Linked DNA regions of Mus musculus: region 1 is linked to region 2. The links are chromatin loops, found by intact Hi-C in ENCODE. Cell type or tissue: gastrocnemius. All regions are shown on one strand. Each heading gives the region's core, and the rest is flanking DNA. Links, peaks and the distances in the headings are about the cores only. Region 1 holds the start of Gm29638 (a long non-coding RNA gene). Region 2 holds the start of Zscan22 (zinc finger and SCAN domain containing 22).

Region 1 (11,969 bases), core at 1,827-9,826, 53 kb before region 2:
TAAAACTACCACCATCATGTGTTCTCATTATGTAATATTGGCTGGCCTTATGTAGACCATGATAGCCTTGAACTCATGGAGACTGCCCATTTCCACTTCAGAGTACTGGGGTTAAAGGCTTGGGCCACCACGCCTGGCCAGATATGTGCTTGTCAAGAGGCTGCTAGGACTCACGGAATGTACCTCCCTCACTTAGGGAAAGCAGTGCTCTGTGCTCTCTCTCTCTCTTTTTTGAGTTGAATTCTTTTTTTTTTAATATTTTTTTATTACGTATTTTCCTCAATTACATTTCCAATGCTATTTCAAAAGTCCCCCATACCCTCCCCCTGCTCTGTGCTCTCTTATTCTCCAGAGTAAGTGAAGGGAGCCCTTGGGTCACCTCAGTTCCCACTTATCCCCATCTTCAGTGGGTTAGGTTGTTCCCTGACCTAGAAGGTCTGAACTAGAGCCTGCTGATGACCTCCAAGGATTTCCCACCAGTGGATTTGTCCAGCCTGCAAATGATGTTTTGTTTGTTTGTTTAAGGTAGGAGTGATCTGTCGGCATGTACACCTACATGACAGAAGAGGGCATCAGATCGCTTTATAGGGTTGTGAGCCACCATGTGGTTGCTGGAAAGCTTTAGACCTCTGGAGGAGCAGTCAGTGTTCTTAACTGCTGATTCATTATTTCTCCAGCCCACAAAACCCTTACTGTTAAAGTAATCTTTTCATTTCAGGGATCACTCTCTTGGTGGGGAGAAACTGAAAAGTTAATTAGCTCTAACAGTGCAAAGCTGCCGCTTCCAATGCCTGTTAGTCTGGATTATCTTAATGCTTAGTCTTCTGGGGGTGGACTGAAGGTCACTGTGCCCAGTATATCTCTTGGTTCTTAGACAGCTTTGAAGACTAGATGGTGGTGTGGCAATCATCAGTATATCCTAGGGCAGCAGGAACTGGTCTCTTTGTTCTCAATAATTCCTGCAGCAGTTGAGGGGCCTCTGTCTTCTGGACCTACCCATCTATAAGGTCTTAGAAGAGCAGAGTCTATAAAGTGTCACTGGCTATGAGATTTACAGTAGCCAGATGGGTAGCCTAGGTGGGTACAGAAACTGTGGAGACTGTGGTAAATGGAAAACATATATTGAGATGTCTGAATCCCATTATCCTAGTTCATAAGAGTTGGATATATTCAAGTTCATATTCAGTGACATCAAACAATAGGGGAATCTCTTTTTGCAGTGGGGGAATTTAAACCACATACATTTCTTATTACAGCAGCTCCTTGAAAAACAGAAGTTTTTTGGTTTTTTGAGACAGGGTTTCTCTGTATAGCTCTGGCTGTCCTGGAACTCACTTTGTAGACCAGGCTGGCCTCGAACTCAGAAATCCACCTGCCTCTGCCTCCCAAGTGCTGAGCTTAAAGGCGTGCGCCACCACGCCCGGCTTAAGATTTATTTATTATTATATCTAAGTACACTGTAGCTGTCTTCAGATGCACCAGAAGAGGGTGTCAGATCTCATTACGGATGGTTGTGAGCCACCATGTGGTTGCTAGGATTTGAACTCAGGACCTTCAGAAGAGCAGTTGGTGCTCTTAACCACTGAGCCATCTCTCCAGCCCCCGCCCCCCCCTTTTTTTTTTGAGACAGTCTTTTTTTTTTTTAAAGATCTATTTATTTATCATATGTAAGTACACTGCAGCCGTCCCCAGACACACCAGAAGAGGGCGTCAGATCCTGTTACAGATGGTTGTGAGCCACCACATGGTCGCCGGGACCTGAACTCTGGACCTTCGGAAGAGCAGTCGGGTGGGGTGCTCTTACCCACTGAGCCATCTCACCAGCCCCCTGAGACAGTCTTATATTTGGCCTCAAACTTCTGATCTTCCTGCTGGGGAGGAATCCCAATGCTGGATTACAGGCATGCACCACCACATTCAACTATGACCATCTGATTTTCAGTGCTTATTAAATTTGTCCTCATGGTGACCTTGGCCACAGGAGAGAACTTCTACGTGCCATCCATCTTTTTTTTTCTTTTCTTTCCTTCCTTTCTCCCTCCCTTCCTTCTTTCTTTTTGGCTTTTTAAGATAGGGTTTCTCTATCTAGCAGCCTTGACTACCTTTGAATTAGCTTTGTAGATCAGGCTGGCCTCGAACTCACAGAGATCTACCTGTCACTGAACCTCCACTTTCTATAGAACAAGGACATACCCCTTAAAAAATTCAGTACAGAACAGAGCAAAAAAAGTCTAAAGGTTTGTAGAATCCTTCAATGTCACAGATCTATATACCATGTGTTCCTGGCCCAACAATGGCTTCGAGGCAAATCAGACAAAAGAAAGTTTTGGGGCTCTCCGCACATGAAGAACCCATTGGCTTACAATGTTTACTCACAGTGTGTAGCTCCACTCAGTGATATCTCTGCCTCCTAGTACCCAGAAGCATGAGACAAGCAGTTCTCTAAAGGAAAGCATCAGTGAGCATGGGGCTAGTCTGCATAATTTCTGAGCATCCCAAGGTATCAGAGCAGATCCTAACTCCAGGCCGTCCCTTCTGAGTGTACTAACTGCCCTCCACCAAGTAGAAGCAGAAGTGATACTTGAAATTAGAGGTGAAAGTCCAGTTCTATCAGTCTCAGAGTAGAAAACATAATGGTCATCAGAGTTTAATCTCTTGTATCCTGGCAGCTACAGGGAGATCTTGTAAAAGAAACCCTACCTTTCTGGCAAAGGGTCCTCGACTTAAGCTTGCCTTCTAAGCTCCTTAAAAGATCTGTGTAAGGTACTTGGCATGCTCTATGTTTGTGTGTGTTTGTTTGTGTGTGTCCCAGAATATCCCAAACCAATCTCCCAGGACTCTGAGCAATTACAAATAAATCTGTTGACATCTATATTGATTCTTAAGGGAGGCCTGCCACTGAGGAAAGCATTACTGAATAAAAGAGAAAGCTCTTTTGTTTATTTTTATTTATTTTTGATTTTTTGGGGGGCGGGGGAGGATATTGGTTAAGAAAAGATCTCACATGTTGCCCAGGCTGACCTTATACTTGCTATGTAGTCAAGTCTGGCCTCCAATTTGCAGTCCCCCTGCTTCAGTCATTCAAGTGCTGTAATTACAGGCATACTGCATGTCTGGCTCAGAGAAAGCCTTCTGCTACAATGTGAGCCCTAAATCAAATTAGTACCTGAAGCCAGATAGTGAGAAGTTTTGATTCCATTCACCACTAATAACAATTTTGTTGAAGCTTTATTGATTAGGGTTTATGTCGTCTGCAAGAAAGAGTGTTCTTTACCTGCAATTGTTCCCGTGATACCCGCCACTCCTTCACCTACCAGAAATGCAGGGTTTGGAGCAGAATTATCTGAGCACCACAAACCGGATGGGAAACTGTCCTGTCTCGAGAAGTTAAGCCCAGCAGTTGCAGGTGGATAATAATGTCCAAGCTGCCTCTTTTTCCTCAGTTTTCAGTCTCTGTGGTTCTGATGCCTTCTCTTTAGTTCTGACACCACAGCATTAGCTACAAAATACAGTGTCAGCCATCTCTTAGCAAAAAGAAGCATATAAACAAATCCCTGTGGGTGGATAATCTGGGCTGTTACATAAGTGACCTCTGTGGCAAAATGGACGACAATGGACTAGGCTAGTAAACATATAAGCTGAGGGGCTGAAGAGATGGTGCAGCAGTTAAGAGCACTGGCTGCTCTTCCAGAGGACCTGAATTCAATTCCCAGGCAGCTCACAACGGTCTATAACGCTAGTTCCAGGGAATTGGACATCCTTACACAGATATACTTCAGATAGATATACAGGCAGGCAAATACCAGTGCACATATGATAAAAATAATCTTTTAAAAAGTACAAGCTAAGCCGGGCGTGGTGGCGCACGCCTTTAAGCCCAGCACTTGGGAGGCAGAGGCAGGTGGATTTCTGAGTTCGAGGCCAGCCTGGTCTACAAAGTGAGCTCCAGGACAGCCAGGGCTACACAGAGAAACCCTGTCTCGAAAAAACCAAAAAAAAAAAAAAAAAAAAAAAAAAGTACAAGCTAAAAGGGTGAAGCTTGGAGCACTTTTCCATGTACCAAATAGGTTTTCATTTCCATAATTTGGGAAGTGGGGTAACACCTAGCATCCTCAGGGGCAGTGTGAGTGGCAGATGAAGGTGCAGGACTCGGGAGAGAAAGAGGGAACAAATAGTCAACATGTTACCCACTGGATGGACTCCCTCAAAAGCTTCAGAGGAGCCTCAAAACCTGATATTGTCCTAAAACCACTTTAAGCCGGGCGTGGTGGCACATGCCTTTAAGCCCAGCACTTGGGAGGCAGAAGCAGGCAGATTTCTGAGTTCGAGGCCAGCCTGGTCTACAGAGTGAGTTCCAGGACAGCCACGTCTACACAGAGAAACCCTGTCTCGAAAAACAAAAACAAAACAAAACACTTTCAAAGATTTTTTTTTTCTTTTTTGACTATTCACAAGCTTTCTGGTAAGCCTTGCAATTAAATGTGACTTGAGATATGGGTTTCCAGGAAGGCCTTGGATGGAAAGATATCCTGCAGGAACTGAGAAGAGTCACATTTGAAGAGCAATATATTGTCACTAGAGTGGAGACAGGAGATTCAATGAGTGAGGTGCTTAGAATATCTGTGACATGTATACAGAGACAAATTGGCAGATGGCTGGTATCAGCCTTCAATACCGTTGTATACAGTTACTTGGGCACATGAGTGGTAAAAAGATACCATGTTCTATGAAGGGAGTCAGGGAGGACTGTTGGAAGAGTATTGAAAGAAGTAAGAGAATTTTTAAAGGTGGACCTTGGCAGGGTTTTTTTTGTGTGTGTGTAGGTGCTAAGAACAGATTTCATACAAAGATGCTTGCTGTCCCTAATGCGCAGGCTGCATTGAATAGTTGTGACACTCTCCCTTCTGAAAAGATCAAATATCAAGGGCAGCGGGTTATAGTCTGGGCTTTTCTGTCATCACTATGGAAACACATGGTTGCCACCTGAAGGGCCTAAGTAGAGAGACTGGAGAACAAGTTGGCATTAAGTGCTGTGCAAAGAAAAGACAGGCCTTTGATCATCAGCATGCCCACACTTAGAGTGAAGAAGCCAGTCTCGAAGAGCTCGTTTTCAATAACTAAGGATACAAACCAGCTCAAGACATGTTATGTGGTTGCCAATAACAGAAGAGTTGAAGTATGGGGAGGGGGGGAGTAGAAAAAGTGAGGCTTGGTGAAGTAGGAGTCAGGGGACAATAGGATGAAATGTCAGAATTGGGAGAGGAAGACTGGAAGGAGGTGTGTGACTACTCTCCTTGGTGTCAGGGCAAGAGAGAACACCCCAAAGTCCCTCCACACCTGACTTGTACTCACAGGGACTGACCTTCTTTGGCCATAGCGTCATTCCAAGTACCCTGGTTTCCCCTTTCCCGCTCTGTAGTGTAGAAGCAGAGATTCCCATGGAAGACCAAGTGGTTTGTGAGAACCCCAGGTCAAGGTGATTCACCCCATGACAGATCATTAACAGTGTAGTGAAAGCCACCAGTGCAGTTGTGTAGCCAAGAAGCTCGGCATCTTATAGAAATAAACGCTCGGGGAAAGTCTCAGAGGCCCCAGCCAAAGGTCATATCAGCGCCTATTACGTCAGTAGCACTGGCAAGGAAAAGCGAGCCAGGAAATGGCAGGGCGAGGGTCGTGACCTGCAAGTCTTTCCGAGCCTCTGTCTACGACATTCCCTACAGATGGTGCACACGCTCAGTTTTTGGGTGGAACACCCCCCGGACACGACAAGATCATCGGGACTCTGGGGAACGTGATATCACGGAGGCCTAAGTCCTTGACTTCTCAGCTCCAGTTTCCACGACCCCTCGGAAGCAGCCTTGCCGTAGTAAAACCACATGGTGACATAGCCCACTCCACAGCCAGCAGGGGAAGTGGCCAGTCAAAAGCCAGAAGTCCCGCCTTCTCTACGAACCGGTCCAGAAAATGACTCCCAGCGTCCCTTTGGCCCACCCATAAATGCTCTTCTGGGTTTTCATTGGGCAGAGAAAGGTCTTGCGCGCGCTTAGTAATGTATATCCGTTTCTGTCACGATCACCGTGGCAACCACAAAAACGGTGCCGTGATGGTTTCTGGGAAACAGTGTGCCTTTGTCTGAGCATCCTGAGCCAATGAAACTTCAGAGGTATGGTTTAAATCAGGAGAGCAGCCGCGGAAGGGGCGGGACTTCTGGTCCCCACGCGGGTCCTGTATTGCGTTCTTTATGTAGCTCGTTCTCCTCTCAGCCCGTGGCGCTCCGCTAGAAGGAACGGACAGAGAGTGTCAGGATGTAGTAGAACCTGCGCCAAGAGGCTCGGGCTCTTCGCTCTTGGCTTTAGTTCCTGTGGTCCCCGTAGGTTTCTCAAGTTAGGAAGATCGAGAGCCTGAGGGCCGATACCCATTATTACAGGATATTCCATTGTCATTAAGCCAATGGAAGTGTAAAGGTTAGGCTAACCCGAGAGGATCTGCCCAGCCCAGAGCTTGTACGCTGACGGACCCAAACTACAGTGAAGAGAGAGTGCCCAAGATCTAGTGCAGGGAGATCTGGCATCTCAAGTACCTGGAGTCTTGTAGGACATGATATTCAAAACTGTATGGATCTGAAAATTGCTGAAGGAAGACCCAAGACTCAGATAGTATGCAAAGACAATGAGCATTTATTCTGCAGATACAACCAGCATGCTGAGGTCAACCATTTTTGAAATGGTGACCCCAGACAAAGGTGCACAGGCCTTGTAGGGAACTCTAGAAGGATTAGGTAATCTAAAATGTAATTGGTGCGTGCTAGGGGGTCACAGGTGGTCAGTGGTCTGTATTCCTATGTCATGAACGCTTAACCACAGGATGAGATAGCACAGATGGCCCATCCTGAGCAAAGATATTTCCCCGGTTTTTTTGTGATGGTCCCCAGGGTATTCTTCCAGAGGGGGTTTTATGATCTTGGTCTGGATTTCATGGTCTTTCCCTGGAGGTGGTGTCTTAGGGCCTAGTTTCTGGGACTTATGGTCTGTTGTGGAGCTGCTATTCTATGGCCTTTTTATTTTTGTAATTATGGTCTGGTCCTTAAATGGGGTCTATAAATGGAGACAAGTGGGTTTGTGTTGTTCTTTATGTTGTATATTACTATCCCCTGAATTAAGAAAATGCATCCTTTGGGTGTCCAGCGCAAGCATAGACCTTCTCAACTGGGTGTGTTGATATGGATATCTGCTCATAGACAGTGGACCACCAACCTTCCCCTAACACCCAAAGACCATTCAATAAGACCAAAGTCCGAATTAAGAGTCTGGTTGACAACTGCCTAGAGAAAAACACTTCTCACAGAGCAACCTCGAATACATTTTACAGGATACTTTTTTAAGGCAAAGAACACAGAAAACAACATATTGGTTGGTAGTTGCAGAGGGAAGTAACGCAAGCCGGCAGTTTAACAGAAGCCAGAACCACCTACTTAGCCTTTTGAGCTTGAATTTCTAGAACAGGGTTGGTTATTTCCCCACGGGACTTTCCCTATAGCTGCTGCCTGCTAGAGAACACACGGAGAGGATGGTGAGGATAGTGATGGGAAGGCCAGCCAGGAGGTGTGCGCTTCTGGTGACTGGCAACAAGAGCCCATGGAACCAGATAGCTGACTTTGGAACCTGCTTGACTTTGGCCAACTAGATGACTTGCTGTGAGTCTGTGAGAAAGTGTTACCAAGGTTGACCCCTGTTTGGGAAATATGGAGGTTGGTCTTAAGGGAGAGAATTGTTGGGTTTTGTATTTGAGCAGTCTCAAACTAGAGACATCCAAGGATGGAGGAAGGACATCCATTATGAGCAGCCATACATAGGTTAGGTTCAGAGTACTAAGTTTGGCCAAGTAGAACTAGCACAAAACAATGAAGCATAGGCTGGGTGGGGTCAGGCTGTTTTTTTTTTTAAAAAAAGATTTATTTATTTATTATATGTAAGTACACTGTAGCTGTCTTCAGACACACCAGAAGAGGGAGTCATATCTTTTTACGGATGGTTGTGAGCCACCATGTGGTTGCTGGGATTTGAACTCAGGACCTTCCGAAGAGCAGTCAGTGCTCTTAACCACTGAGCCATCTCACCAGCCCCCCAGGCTGGTTTTTAATCCAAGTCAGGAGGCTGAGGCAGGATGATCATGTATTCAAAAAGACCTGTATTACAAAGTGAGTTTAACGCCAAAATGAGTAATTTAGCATGACCCTGTCTCAATTGTAAAGGATTTGCCTAGCGTGGGCAAAAAAACTCTGGTATTGATCCTCAGCATGCTCCCCACCCCATGAAACAACAAACAAACAAACCAGTGTGGTGATCTTCCTTGGGGAATTAGGGTTTTGTCAGGCTGATCAAGAAGCAGAAACAGAAAGAATCAGCCTACACCAAGTTCCAAGCCATGGGTATGTAGTCAGTGGATCAGAAATTGGTTAGAGCAAAGACAGCTGTGAGGGAATAACTCACAGCCAAAGCACAGGTAGAAGACAGGGATTTGAGATTGCTCATGGGTCTGGGCAGCTGAGGGTAGAAGCAAGATCACGAGGAGGGGCAAGATGATATGGAGGGTTTGTAGATGTTCTGAAGAGGGCATGTGAGTAATGTGACCTAGACCCTCCTATAAAGGCTTAATGGAAAAATGAGATCCCAAGATTTTTTGTTTGTGGGGTTTTGTTTGTTTGTTTGTTGTTTTGTTTGAGACAGGGTGTCATGTAGCCCAGGCTGGCCTCAGACTCAGAATGTATTGAAGGATGGCCTTGAAGTCTTAATCTTCCTGCCTTCACTTCTCAAATCCTGGGATTACAGGCATTGTTAGCCACCTTACTTAGCTTCATTTATGTTTGAGAGACACAAAGATAATGGTCAAACCAACGTGTAGATACTAGCCATCTACATACTTGTTCATTCCTCTTGGACAGGCTGGTCTGGATACTGCAGACTACTAGGACTTTGAAGGAGTGGCCCCAGGAACGTCAAGACTAATGTCTTCTGGTTGAGTAAGATGAGCTATGAGTAAGCAAGAGGATGGTGAGCTGAATGGATACTGAGATAAGATGCCAGCGATTGAGGTGGTAAATCTGAGCCATGGGGCCATGGCCTGGGCATATCCATTAAACCATCTTTGATTTTCAGCTACCCATTCTCCCTCTGCCACCATGCCCAGCTTGCAGCGTGACCTCTAAAGATGTAGCCATACCTTTCTCCCAGGAGAACTCCTTGGAGCACCTCAAACACACCTGTTCTACCAAATGACTGGAAAATAAGGAGGTCATGACGTTCTTTGATGCAACCCTGTGTCATCCCTCAGCATAGTGGCCAACTTCTGCTTTCTGTCTTTTTTTCTATTCCAGGTTCAGATTATTTCAAACTCAGGTCCCAGACACTCTTTTTTCCTGAGTGGCCATTGTAGGTGATCTGGGTTCTGGTACTGTAGTTTGTACCTCACTTGTCTTTTTCCCTATGTGGCCTCATGAACACATAAAGACATTTTCTTAGATTAAGAAAAAAAAAATCATAGCCAGGTGGTAGTGACACATGCCTTTAATCCCAGCACTAGAGGCAGAGGCAAGCAGATGTGTAAGTTTGAGACAAACCTGGTCTACAGAGCAAGTTCCAGGACAGCCAGGGCTACATAGGAGAACCCTGTTTTAAAAAACAAAACTAAAAAACAAAAAATGAAGGAAAGAATGAAAAAAATATTTAAAGACATGTCTCAGCTGGACGTGGTGGCACATACCTTTAATCCCAGCACTCAGGAGGCAGAGGCAGGCAGATTTCTGAGTTCAAGGCCAACCTGGTCTACAAAGTGAGTTCCAGGACAGCCAGGGCTATACAGAGAAACCCTGTCTCGAAAAACAAAACAAAACAAAAAACCAAACAAACAAACAAAAAAAAGAGTGGGTGATGTGCCCGGCAGTGTTGGTGCATGCCTTTAATCCCAGCACTTGGGAGGCAGAGGCAGGCAGATCTCTGAGTTCAAGGCCAGCCTGCTCTACAGAGTGAGTTCCGGGACAGCCAGGGCTACACAGAGAAACCCTATCTCGGAGGAAAAAAAGAAAGAAAGAAAGAGAGAGAGAGAGAGAGAGAGAGAGAGAGAGAGAGAGAGAGAGAGAGAGAGAGAAAGAAAGGAAGGAAGGAAGAAAGAAAGAAAAAGGAGTGGGTGATGTTATCTTACCTACTCCCTGTAAAATACAAGGCGCTGGTTATTGTTTGGGGATCTAACTTCTAGGGACATCCAAGTCCTGAATGTTTTCTCTGTAAAGCTCAATCTTTTCCTCTATGTACATCTCAGTCTTCCCCAATGGGGTCTGTCATGTGATGTCTTGGCTGCTCCTCAGAAGACATAACTCACTCATGCATTCCATCACTTCCATTCTAATAACACAAATCCATAAATAGGCATGACAGATACGCCAGAGGAGACTGGGACCTGGTGACTGTTCTCTCATACCTGCTTGTTGACTCTGTCCTCAAGCCTAGTGTAATGCCTGTCCTCATGCCTGGTGCATGGGTCTGTCTTCATGCCTACTGTATGGCCTGTCCTCATGCCTGGTGAATGGTCTGTCATACCTGGGTGGCTTGGTCTCCATACCTGGCACATAGCCCAGGCCTTGGTAACTCTCTAATTCTCCACTAGTTTTCCCTACTCTCATGACAGCTTCTCCTCAACTATGCTTAAACTCAATTATGTTCTCTGTTCCTAGCCTTCAGCTGAAAAATGTTCACCTCAACTTAACATGTCCTAAGCTGATCACATACATAGCTTCACATATTCTTTGCAGCCCCGATGTTTTCCCCAATAGAATGAGTTCCAAATGTAACACCCTCCAATTTCTGGTCCGTAGCCATGCACTGACATGGTAGATCATCTTGCTCTCATGAACTGTCACCAGCTTATCCATTCCTCACAGAATTGTCCCTTTTATATTCAACTGGATCACAGTCAAAATCCGTGGCTCATGAGCTAGGAAGATCTGAAATCTGGGATCACACAAAAGGTCTGGAAGAGGTCCAGCTACAGAGACTGACAGCTGGAAGCAGGAGTGTCTCTGGGTAAAGCCATACCTCTGGCATCAGTGCAGGGGTCAATGACGATGCCACTTTTCCAGCTTCCCAAACCCTAGTGAAGAGTCTCCTTCACACATACTAAAGTACTGGTCACTCCTTCACATGACATAGTTACTGAAAAATCTGTCTTTCTGTAAGATGGGCTTGTTTCCTTCAGTGGCTGGGCATAAATGTGGAAAGTTGGGAATCTGGAACTCCTAGAGGCTAGGTGCTTGCTGTGCATCTTGTCAGTTCTAGCTGGCACTAGATTCTGTCCTAGGTGATATCAAACTAGAGTTCCCACGCTTTTGATGTCTACAGTGTGTGTGTGTAAGTGTGTGTTATGTGTGCAAGAGAGTTCGTGTTAGCTGGGCATGGTGGCACATGCCTTTAATCCCAGCACTCAGGAGGCAGAGGCAGGCGGATTTCTTAGTTCGAGGCCAGCCTGGTCTACAGAGTGAGTTCCAGGACAGCCAGGGCTATACAGAGAAACCCTGTCTTGAAAAACCAAAGAGAAAGAGAGAGAGTCAGTGGTGTGAATGTGAGTGTGTGTGTGTTTGTGTGTGAGTGTGTGTGTGTGTGTGTGTGTGTGAGTGTGTGTGTGTGTGTTACCACTGAGCCAATGACTTTATATATGCTCAACAAGACCTCTGCCACTGAGCTACAGCACTAAGTGTGTTGGGTGAGGTTCTTCCTTTAGCCATTTCCTTTTCTTGAGCCTGCTCGTGAGGCTAACCCTTTCCCCTGGCATTGGCTCCTTTGAGCACTTTTTGCTTCATTTTTCTCACTTCAGAGTTTTAGCTCAGTGTTTCATTGGAGGCATCAGAGTCAGGACATGAGATAATAGGGTTTTTTTTCTTATTTGTTTTAAAGGTTTATTTTTATGGCATTGGGGCCTTT
Region 2 (11,969 bases), core at 2,640-10,639:
CAGGGACGACTCAAGCCTCAGAATTGGGGCTGAAGAAACGTTAGAGCTTCATCACCATCTGAAAGAAGGGAGGGGAGGTGCGGGCTTGAGACAGCCAGGCTGGCTTCCAGTTCACTATCGTCCTGCCTCATCCCGTGCATGTACTACCATGCCTGCTTTTTTAAACGTATGTATTTGGGCCAGCGAGATGGATTACCTGGTAAAGGTGCTTGCCACCAATACACTCATTGTCACATTAGAAAAAGATGAGTATAATGACCATGTCAGCGCCCACTCAGAACAAATGAGGACACTCAGTGGTCCCATGCATTCATAATATACAACAGAGGGGAACCCACTAAGCTCCAGCAGAAAGTTTCAGATCCACGGTTACAGATGATCCTGATTAAATTTTAAAAAACGAAACAGTCATGAGCGTAGGAAGATTTGCAAGGAGGATGGGGGGCGGGGATAACTGAGGTGGGAGGAAGACTGGGTGTGTGTGTGTTACAGTAATCAGAATGCAGGGTATACATGGATGGAGTTATCAAAGAACAAGTTCAATGAAGTTAGAAGGGGAGGGGGCAATGAGATGGCTCCACAGGTAAAGGTGCAGGAACCACTTTGGTGGAAGGAAGAGAACTGACTCCGGCTTGAGTACCATATATAAAAATAAAAGTATCATCTTAGGGGCTGAGATTAAGAGATCCTGACCAAAAATAAAATAAAATAAAATAAAAATGTAAAGAAGATTGGATTATCTTACAGAGGACTCGGGTTTCATTCCCAGCACGCACATAGGGGCCCACAAGTGTCTGTAATTCCAATGTCAGGTCACCCTTTTCTGGTTTCCACAAGCACCGGGCATACGTGTGGTACACAGACACACATGTAGGCAAAACAATCGTACATATACAAACAGTATTGTAGCAGAATTTTAGCAGGACTGTTGTGTTGTATCTGGCATGAATATGGAGTGCGTGCGGCACCTAAGTTTTGAAGCAGCCTTTTGTCAGTGATTGCTATCTGAGATTTATGGAGCGAGTCTTTTAAAGGATCCTCAGAGCCTTTGCATAATTAGTCTTGAGACATGCCTGGCAAATCAGGAAGTCTAATATGGCTGTAAATTGCTTAAGGTGATGGTTCTTTCAGGATAAGCTCCAGGCTGGAGAGATGGCTCAGAGGTTAAGAGCACTGACTGCTCTTCCGAAGGTCCTGAGTTCAAATCCCGGCAACCACATGGTGGCTCACAACCATCCGTAATGAGATCTGATGCCCTCTTCTGGAGTGTCTGAAGACAGCTATAGTGTACTTAGATATAATAATAAATAAATCTTAAAAAAAGAAAAAGAAATTACTCAAGACAAGCCCTAGATCAAGTAAGTTTTGGTATGCAGAACTGATAACAGTGCCATTTAGAAACAATAAAAAGAGCTTCTAGGAGCTGCTAGCATTCAGCCCTCGAGAGGCTGGTCAATGCTGAGAAGCCTAAAATTCATCCTGCAAGGTCTTTCTTGTGAGTACACACACACACACACACACACACACACACACACACGTATATATATATATATATTCATAATCTCCCCCCCTCCCCCCGACAGCAGGGCGGAGCTGGCCAATACCTTTAATCTCAGCATGGGAGGCAGAGGCAGGTGTATCTTTGAATCCAATTCCAGTATGGTTTACAGAGTGAGTTTCAGGACAGCTAGGGTTATATACAGATACCCTGTCTCAAAAACCAAAACCTAAACCAAAGCAAACCAAAACGCAAAGAAACAAACTCAAGGGACAAGTTGTATTCCTATTTTAGGTGAAGGCAGACAGAATGAAAGGATCCTCTCCAAGTCTCCCAGCTAGGGAAGGATCAGCAGGCGAGTGAGCTGCAAACGCAAGCCAGCCCACAGCTAGCCACAAAGCCACAAAGCCATGTCTCCTGTCACTTATACAGTTCCTATTTTCTTATCTTTCGACCTGGTAATCCCACGGTGATTTATTCTGTTAGGTGTGTGTAGGTGTGTGTATATGTGTGTCTGTGTGTGTTGCTATGTAGCTAGCATGGCTTCCAGTTCACTGTCCTTCCCCTTCATCCCCAGTGCATGCCCCACCATGCCTGACTACCTTGCTTCTTTACAAATGTATGTATTTGGGCCAGCAAGATGGTTTATCATGTAAGGCACTTGCCACCAAGTCTTATGACAAACGTTTCATACCTAGGACCCGCAGAGTGGAAGGAGAAGATTGACTCTTTAAGATGTTATGCTGTGGTGTGTGTGTGTATGTGTGTGTATACATAATAAATATAAAAGTCTAAAATAAAGTGCATGTGTTTAAAGCTATACATTTTATTCCAAAAGCTCTAGTTGTATGTCATAATTTTGATAAGTTCTATCTACATTTTTATATTAGTTTTTTGAGTCAGGACCTTTTATATAGACCATGATGGCCTTATGGAAATTCTGCTACAGCCTCCTGGGTACTGGGATTATAAGCATGTACTATTATATATACCCAACTTCATTTTCATTTAGTTTAAAATATTTTCTAATTTCTGTTGTGGTTCTTTCTAATAGGGACACATAGCTATAATCTCACAACTCAGCAGGCTAAGTCAGGAAGACTGAAAGTTCAAGGCCATCCTGGGCTACAGAGCAAGACTTTTCTTTCTCAACAATACATAAATAGGCCTCTATACAAAAAGATAACTCTGCAGAGATTCTGCCCTCTACTCTGCTTTATTTCTTATTGCTCTTTACCACCTGACATATGGCACAATTATATGATTGCTTGTTTATTATCCATCTGCCCTCACTGCAGGGGCTCTTTTTTTTTTTTATAGAATAGAGTTTATTTATGGCATGGGGAGGGGAGTTAAGAAGAAAGCAGAGGGGGGGAGAGGGAGGGAGGGAGGGAGAGAGGCCGGTCATGTGCACGTGGAGAAGGGGGAGGTGAATGTGGAGAGGGGGAAGAGGATAAGGGACCAAGGGCAAGATAATCACACATGGGAGGATGAAGCAGGAGGATTTGAAGACTGTGAGCTACCTAGCAAGCCACTGCTTGTCCCACAAAAAGGAGGGGGCAGAGAGATGTACTAAGCAGGTAAAGGGGCTTCAGTTACCTTATTGTCTACACATATGTAAACGCAAGTTTTGCTTAATGAATCTTCATTGAGTATCTTCTTGGTACCCAGCTCTGCTAAGGATGCCAAGATGAGGAAGACATGGGACCCGTGTTCAATGCCTTTACTAGACTGATATGGACAGGCTGATAAAAGAACAAGTACGTTACAACGTGGGACAGGAATAGGAGAAAATAAGGACAGGCCCTGGGAACTAACTATATGCTAGGTGACCCTAGCCTCTTGTGTCTGTTAACACATGATCCTCTATGAGACAGTATTACTGTTTCCATATTAAAAGCTGGGGAGGGGGCTGGCGAGATGGCTCAGTGGTTAAGAGCGCCAACTGTTCTTCCAAAGGTCCCAAGTTCAAATCCCAGCAACCACATGGTGGCTCACAACTATCCGTAATGAAATCTGATGCCCTCTTCTGGAGTATCTGAGGACAGCTACAGTGTACTTACATACAATAAATAAATAAATCTAAGAAAAAAAAAAAGCTGGGGAACTGCATTAACCTCTAGGGTTATTTTCTGTCAGCAGGTGGAGAGCTGGTCTTGGACCTCACAAATGATGCCCTCCAGTCTTTCTTTATGGGGGATGACGTTCAGCCTTTCCAAACCGCAGAAGAACAGTAAACAACGAGTGCTGCTTGGGGCTGGTAAGAACCCACTTCACACATTCCTAGTAGGTGACAGTCAGCTAAAATGCCCTTTACAAAAAACACAGTATGGGTTGGGGAGATGGCTTGGCAAGTAAAGGTGCTTGCCGCCAAGCCTGACAACCTATCTCCAACCCCTAAGACCCGTATGGTAAAAGGACAGAACCAACTGCTTTAACTTGTCTCCTGATCTTTGTTACACATGGGCCATGGCTTCTCTGTGTGTGCACACATGTACACACATATATAATATAGGAAGAGCTTTAAAATGGTCATGTGTTTTGGCTCAATATTACACTTCATTTTAAGACTAGCTCTCCTTACATAATAGAACTTACATTCCTCTTGCCTGCTGACTTCAATTTTAGTTTGCTTCGGAATCAATCCCCATTTCTAGATAGGGAAGCTACTAACATCTGGAAAGGGACAGCACTTCCTTCAGAGACTTGGTACTTACAGTGCAGGACTTCATCACTCTGTTCCTATTATATAGCATAGCAGCAGGACCTCCCTTAGTCACCAGAACACTTAAGTATACCCCAGAAATGCCATATTGTATCTGATATTGTAGTAAATCCCAAGTACAAACTAATAGTCCAGAAAAAATTTTTAAAAAATTAGTCAAGCTAAAACCAGCAAATAAATATATATATTAATATAAATTACTACATAGTAAACACACATCTATTATATATGCATGTGTGATGTGTGTGTGTGTGTATATTTTGAGACAGGGTTGTCTTAGTTTGCACCTTCTCTTGCAGTGATAAAACATTGGTCAAAAGCAAGTTGGGGAGGAAAGGGCTTATTTTCCTCACAAATTACCAGTTTTGAAGGAAGTCAGGTTAAACTCAAGGTAGGAACCTGGTTGCAAAAACTGAAGCAGAGGTTGTGGTGGAATGCTTGCTTCCCAAGGCTTGCTCAGTCTGTTTTCTTATATAACCCAGGATCACCTACTCAGGGGTGGCACCTGGACTGGGTCCTCCCACGTCAATAATTAATCAAGAAAATGCCCCTATAGACTTGCCTACAAGTCATCTCTTGGAGGCCTTTTCTCAATGGAGGTTCCTCTTCTCAGATAACGCTAGCTTTCATCAAGTTGTATACAACCAACCCAACCAACCCAACCCAACCCAACCAGGATACAGGGGTTTACTATAAAGTCCTGGATGGCCTGGAACTTGATACATAGATGAGGCTGGCTTCGAAAAGAACATGTGCCACCATGGCTGGCTCAATTAATATACATTTTATGGTGGAATTAAAGCAGCTCAAGGGGCTGAAGAGGTGGCTCAGTGGGTGGTTAAGAGCATTCATTGGCTGCTCTTCCACAGGACCCAGGTTCAATTCCCAGCACCCACATTGCAGCTCACAACTGTTTGTAATTCCAAGATCTGGCACCCTCACACACATACTTGCAGGCAAAATTCCAATGCATATAAAATAAAAATAAGTAAATAAAGCAGCTGAAATGTTTGGCGTGGTGGCTTGGGAGGCAGAGGCAGGAAGACCATGTTAGTCAGCATCTCAACCAGACACAGAGGATTTCACTCATGGCTGAACTCGTTACAAACTCATCTTTTTTAAATTTATTTTTTATTTTATTTTATTTTTATTTTTTGGTTTTTCGAGACAGGGTTTCTCTGTGTAGCCCTAGCTGTCCTGGAACTCACTTTGTAGACCAGGCTGGCCTCGAACTCAGAAATCCGCCTGCCTCTGCCTCCGAGTGCTGGGATTAAAGGCTTGCGCTACCACGCCTGGCTACAAACCCATCTTAAAGTCCATCGAAAAGCTATTTCTGTCGGTGGCTTCATCAGTCACTCGACGAGATATCCAAGGCCACGACGCATCAGACGTAGCACAACCTGTCGGACACATACAACCGGTCGGCCAGTCCCGCTTTTGGTTTGTCAGACTTACACTCCATCAGCCGTGACACACTCTGTCCTGTACTCACAGGCCGTTAGGTTTGCCGTGGGCGTTCGCAGCCCTCACCCCTCCATGCCAGGGTTCCCGCGCTCACCGGGTCTCCAGAACTCCCAGCGGACACTTCCAAAGGCGTCCTGGTGACGCACACACATGCGCCTTCGTGCCCAGGGACCACAAGTCCCAAAGTGCCTAGTACAGGCGAATGGCCACACAGCACGTCACCTGGACTACAAGTTCCAGAAAGCACAGCGCTAATTCTTTCGGCCCTGTGGGAGTTGTAGTTCTGAATGCCTGCCGGGGGTTGGGTTGGGAAGGATGGTGACTCTAGGCTGGTGTTTCTGAGTAGAAGTTGTGGGATGTGTGGGAAGTTGGAGCATGCACGGTGCAAGTGAGTGAGGTCCATCCTCTGATGGCTCACAACCGTCTAACTCCAGTCCCAGGAGTTTTGGTACCCTCTTTTGGCCTTCATAGGCACCAGGCACACAAATGCTACACAGATATACAAGCAGGCAAAATACCCACATAGGTTATATGTATATGTATATGTATATGTATATGTATATGTATATGTATATGTATATGTATATGTATATGTATATGTATATGTATATGTATATGTATATGTATATGTATATATGTATACACACACACACATATATATATATTAAAATCACATTTATTTGGTGTGTGTGTTTGTTCATGTGTGTTTATGTGTGTTGTGGGGTACGTACCACAATGCACGTGAAGAGGTTAGGAGACAACTTTTGGAACCCTGTTCTTTCCTTTTACCAAGTGAGTTCTGCAGGTCAAACTCAGTTTTGGCAGCAAGTACTTTTACCCACTTTTCTTTCTTGCCAGCCATATTTTGCTTAATTTTTTTGGTTCTGGGGAACCTGGACCTTTACTCACATTAAGTGCAACCTCAAGCCCTAAACTACAATCCTTCCACAATCCTTCCGAAACCTTTGTCATTTTATTTGAATGTAGCCAGTCTTAGCTAACTAACACTAACTACACGAGACAGCTGGGGGTGGAGTGTGTATGTGTGTGTCTGCAGGCCATTTAAACATCACAGACAGCTTCCAGACTTTTAGACAAGGTGCCTGACTAGGAGGCCTTTACTGTTGGGATTTGCTAAATTGTCTACAAGTTTGTCTGTCTTTGAGCTCCATACAAAGTGAATGGTGCACGAGTAACAGTCTTTTTAACAGCCATACTAGCAAACTTCATAGAGAGCAGCCACAGGATGCGTGTATTGAGGGAACTGTGCAACAGAAAGATGTAAGGTGATCAGTGCTTTGAGGAGAAAATTGGCAGTACAGCAATCTCGGCCAAATTCAGTTCCTCACAGAGACTCTCAGGTGAGAAAACAATGTTTCGCTACTTCCAACGGAGGCAAGGGTATTGAGCAGGCTCCTAGTACATGAATTTGCTCTGTACTCATCCCTCCTTCCCCACCTTGTTTGCAAGCTGGGGGAAGGCAGAAGGGTCGTTGAGGAATGGCAGCACCCAGTTGTGGACACAACTGATTCTGTGAAGCAGCAGGGGAGAGGCCTGAGGTGAACGTTGGCACTGTGGAAATGTGGAATACAGGTGACTCCAGAGACTGGAAGAGAAAAGGGACAGAGCCCTTTTCAACCTTCCCTGCAGCCACCAGAGGTTAGGAATGCTGAACACTACCACTCCAAACCTCTTATGACAGATGGCCCTGTGACTCATTTTTGGCCAACAAATTATGTGGGTATATGACAGAGGTTTCTGGGAAGGCCCTTCTTTGACATATGAGAAAGGTGAATATTGGCTTGCCTACTTTCCTGTTTCTCCCAGTATTGATTACAGGCACAATGACTGAGGCTTTAGCAGTTTGCTCAGGACCATGAGAAAAAGGCAAAACCCCACAGCAGCACCTCCAACATAAGTGAGTCACTGAATATATATTTTTTAGATTTATTTATTTGTTATATGTAAGTACACTGTAGATGTCTTTAGACACACCAGAAGAGGGCATCAGATCTCATTAAGGATGGTTGTGAGCCACCATGTGGTTGCTGGGTTTTAAACTCAGGTCCTTAGGAAGAGTAGTCAGTGCTCTTAACTGCTGAGCCATCTTTCCAGCCCAGAGTCACTGAAATCTTAGCTACTGTAAACTGGGTGCTCATATGAAAGTCTGACTTTATATTACTTTTGAATATAACATACATAATTACCTTTATGCTGGTAATTAGTAATATTTGCTCTGGGCCTACTTTTTTTTCATTTAGAATATGGTTGCACATGCTATCTATCTATCTATCTATCTATCTATCTATCTATCTATCTATCTATCTATCTATCTATCTATCTGTCTATGTGACTTTGACACAGGGTTTCTCTGTGTAATCCTGGATATCTTGGAACAGGCTGGCCTCATACTTAAGAGATTTGCTGCCCCTGCCCCTGTCCCTGCTTCCTGAGTGCTGGGATTAAAGGCCTGTGTCACACTTCCTGGCTCATCTAGAAATGCTACTACTTCATAGAACTACCACAAAGTCAGCCAGCTGATGCACCTTTTCTTAGCTTTGTGAATGAAAAGCTCCCAGAGAAGATATAACAGCTGAGTTATTATGAAAAGTCAGGCTTGGCAAAGGAAATGAAAGGCCGACCTCAGAGGGAAATGTGAGTGCAGAGAAGCAAATTCTGGACACCAACAGTGTCTTGTGAGCACCCTGGAGATCAAAAAAGAAAAACAAAAATGCTGATCCAAAGTATCCTGGGAGCCAGGTGTACTCCAAAGGAGACCCCATCAGATTTCAGGTTCTTAGAAGAGAGCAAAGGTAAGGAGCTGTGATGGCAGCAGTCCTGATGCTGGACTGTTCCCTCAAAGTGGCAAGAACTGCTGTTGTTAGGATGACTGTTCAAGGTAGGCACCTGACAGGCAACTGTTCTGTACAACTAAATCAGTTGATTCCATGCTCCTGGGGCACAAGCATGTGACTACAGCTGAGCTGTGCATATTTCATAGTTAGTTTCTTTTTAGGTTAAGTTGGTTTCCTGGCTCTATGAGAAACCAGAGATAACAATAAATGTTCTTTTTGTCAGGAACTGCATGGACACAGGTTGGGAACCTCCTTCCCCCTACCTGCCTTCTTTTTTCTTAAGAGAACATGTGGAGGAAAACAATTAGATAAGGGTGAAGTTCCCTGTAAATATGAGAATGGTCGTTAGGATATCTTGCTGGGGGGGGGGGGGGTTGGTGAGTGGAGAGATGGCTCAGTGGTTAAGAGTACTGTCTGTTTCTCCAGAGGTCCTGAGTTTGATTCCCGGCAACCAAATGGTGGCTCACAACCATCTATAATGGGATCAGATGCCCTCTTCTGGTATGCTGCTCTATATGCAGAAATAACACTCATAAACATAAAGTAAATGAACCTTAAAAAAAGAGTATCTTGGGCTGGAGAGATGGCTCAGTGGTTAAGAGCACTGACTGTTCTTCTGAAGGTCCTGGGTTCAAATCGCAGCAACCACATGGTGGCTCATAACCATCTGTAATGACATCTGATGCCCTCTACTGGTGTGTCTGAAGATAGCTTCAGTGTACTTACATATAAATAATAAATATTTCAACTAACTAACTAACTAACTAACTAACTAACTAAATGTTAAAAAAAGAAAGATACCATAGTGTAAATTAAAAAAAAGTATCTTGTTTTGTATAAAGCTTTTAAAATTTATTTATTTATTTGCATTAAGAGCTGACAGGAGAGCTGGGCAGTGGTGGCACACGCCTTTAATCTCAGCACTTGGGAGGCAGAGGCAGGTGGATTTCTGAGTTTGAGACCAGCCTGGTCTACAGAGTGAGTTCCAGGACAGCCAGAGCTACACAGAGAAACCCTGTCTCGAACAAAACAAAACAAAACAAAACATCAACAACAACAAAAGGGCTGACAGGAAGGCTTTCCAATAGTCTTCCTGCAGCAACCTCATAGAACATGGAGCATGGGGGAGGAGCTTTGAGAACAATGGGAGTCATGTGATCTTCTAAATGACTTTTTGTTTCTTTTTAAATTAGGTTTTTAATATATTGCAAGCACCTTTCTTTCTTTCTTTCCTTCTTTCTTCTTTCTTTTTTTTTAAAAGATGTATTATTATACATAAGTACACTGTAGCTGTCTTCAGATGCACCAGAAGAGGGCATATCTCATTACAGATGGTTGTGAGCCACCATGTGGTTGCTGGGATTTGAACTCAGGACATTTGGAAGAACAGTCAGTGCTCTTAACCACTGAGCCATCTCGCCAGCCCCCCACTTTTTTTTTCTAAATGACTTTTTTTTTCTTTTTAAATTAGGTTTTAGTATATTGCAAGCACTTTTTTTTCTAAATGACTTTCTTTTCCTTTTTAAATTGGTTGAGTCATGTGATCTTAAGGGGCACCCCCTTAGCACAGTTCAGTGACTTGATACCAAACCGGAAATCAGTTCACCATATCAAAGTTATTTAAGTAACAAACAATAGATGAAGAAACAGCAGAACTAAAAGATTTAAGAAAGAAACCAAACACACCGTGTAGATCTTGTATAAGTTACGGAAAGATTAAAACAAATATGAAGTTTTATGAAGCAACCAGGAACATGTGGATGCTGGATATTTGATGGTGTCCGTTAGATATTAGTAATCTTTTCCCTGGAGATGTAAAAGAGTAACTTCTCCCTAAAGATCTTCTGCTCTGGTTGAGAGGAGTACAATCAATAACCCCAGTCACTGCTTTCATTCAAATTCTGGCCCAGAAGCACTGCTCAAAAACCCATGTGACAAAACCCCAAAATGATGGACTTAGTGTGATTATGCAAAAGGCTTTGTCCCCGTGGGTCAGTGTGGTTGCAGCTATATATCCTTAAAGTCTTAGCCTTTTACAAATATATTCAGAGAGATGAACAAGATGGTTTTCTGGGGTGGATGTGAAAACAATACTGGTAGGAGACCCAGTGAAAATATATCATTTGTCTTTTAGAATGTTCATTGTTAAGTGATAAAAGATTTACAGAAAGATAAAGGAATTATTCACCCTGAATATAAATATTGCAAATCAGTAATTTACTTAACACTAATATATATATATATATATATATATATATATATATATATATATGACTCTATTTGTTAAGAACAACTCAAATACAGCATTGTTTAATCAATTTACAGTTTAGAAAAGGTGAGTTATTGTATCTTTTGTACTGGGGACTGAATTTAGGGCCTTTTACATGCCAGCCTAGTGTTTTATTACTCAACCTTCTGGGTTGAGTTTGTATCAGGGCTTCTCCATGTTAATACTATTGATATTTGGGGCTAGAAAATTCTTGGAAGAGCTGCTCTGGACACTTAAGTATGTTGAGCAGTATCCAGGGCCTCCACCCAGATAGCAGTAACATCTTTTAAGTTGCAGGGACAAAAATGACTCCACATATTACCAAATGTCCTCTGAGGTCAAATTACCTCTAACAACCTTGGATATTTCAAGATAGTGGTTTTCATAGGCGCTGTGACTCCTTTAGAGGATGTTGTAGAATTCTGTGGGTCCTTCTCTGTCAGATGATGTACTGAAATGAGGACAGGAGATAAGCATGCTGCAATGACTGTCAAGTGCAGAACTGAGCTACATGTGACTTAACCTGTGTGATACATAAACTGGGTTTCTGACTTGAATTCACATAGAAACACATAGTACTTTGTGGACATTAGGAATTTAGACAGTTTCCACAATACAATAGCATTTTGATTTGTTCAAACTTTCATAAGAATTCATCACTATTCTGCAAAATCAATTTGGCATGATAAAGTCCCTTATGGTGTTTTTTTAGACAGCAGTATCCTTGAACCAGTCTTAAAGTTTCAGACCATGATCTCCTGGTAAAAATAGGTCCACATGGACATGGTAAGATAGCACATTGACATAATACACCATAAATTAACTATCCTTTACAAAGAACTCGGGGAAGGCAATAGCTGGCTGTTGGCTCAGTTAAGCCAGGAGGAACAGACAACTTGGGAGTGGGACTGGTGGCAGCCGATCTTGGAGCTAAACCAGGATTGAGCGCCACAGTTCTGGGCAAAGGTGGAAGCTTGTTTTTTTTTAAATTACACACAACAAGGGTCATATGTTATTTCCACACTATGCCAGTGCAGAGACTTTATTCCTGGTAAACTCACTGTGGGATAATGGAGAAGATATCTCAAGGTGTCTGCTGTTGCTGGGTCTAGTGGCACACAGCTATGATCCCAGACTTAGGGAGGCAAATGAAAACAG

What was found. Peaks named below come from ENCODE experiments on the same cell type or tissue, not always from the same donor. Only the 100,000 strongest peaks of a DNase experiment are listed, where the experiment ranks them.
Region 1: it touches region 2 in a loop (5-fold over the local background); 2 of 42 quality-filtered maps call a loop at or near these places.

What each region holds. Positions count from the first base shown.
Region 1 is chr7:12,943,737-12,955,705 of GRCm38, reverse strand. It overlaps 1810019N24Rik (RIKEN cDNA 1810019N24 gene), which reads left to right. Exons shown (of 2, transcript NR_166501.1): 2 at 5,721-7,115. Gm29638 (a long non-coding RNA gene) reads right to left here and starts at 5,721. Exons shown (of 2, transcript XR_391162.4): 1 at 5,353-5,721. In gastrocnemius, for the core only: no CTCF peak of the experiment used is centred there; a DNase peak (open chromatin) is centred at 6,054; H3K4me3 peaks cover 1,507 bases; H3K27ac peaks cover 1,606 bases.
Region 2 is chr7:12,891,690-12,903,658 of GRCm38, reverse strand. Zfp128 (zinc finger protein 128) reads right to left here. Exons shown (of 4, transcript NM_153802.4): 4 at 10,237-11,969. Zscan22 (zinc finger and SCAN domain containing 22) reads right to left here and starts at 5,850. Exons shown (of 3, transcript NM_001290436.1): 1 at 5,679-5,850; 2 at 1-58. In gastrocnemius, for the core only: no CTCF peak of the experiment used is centred there; a DNase peak (open chromatin) is centred at 5,879; H3K4me3 peaks cover 1,297 bases; H3K27ac peaks cover 657 bases.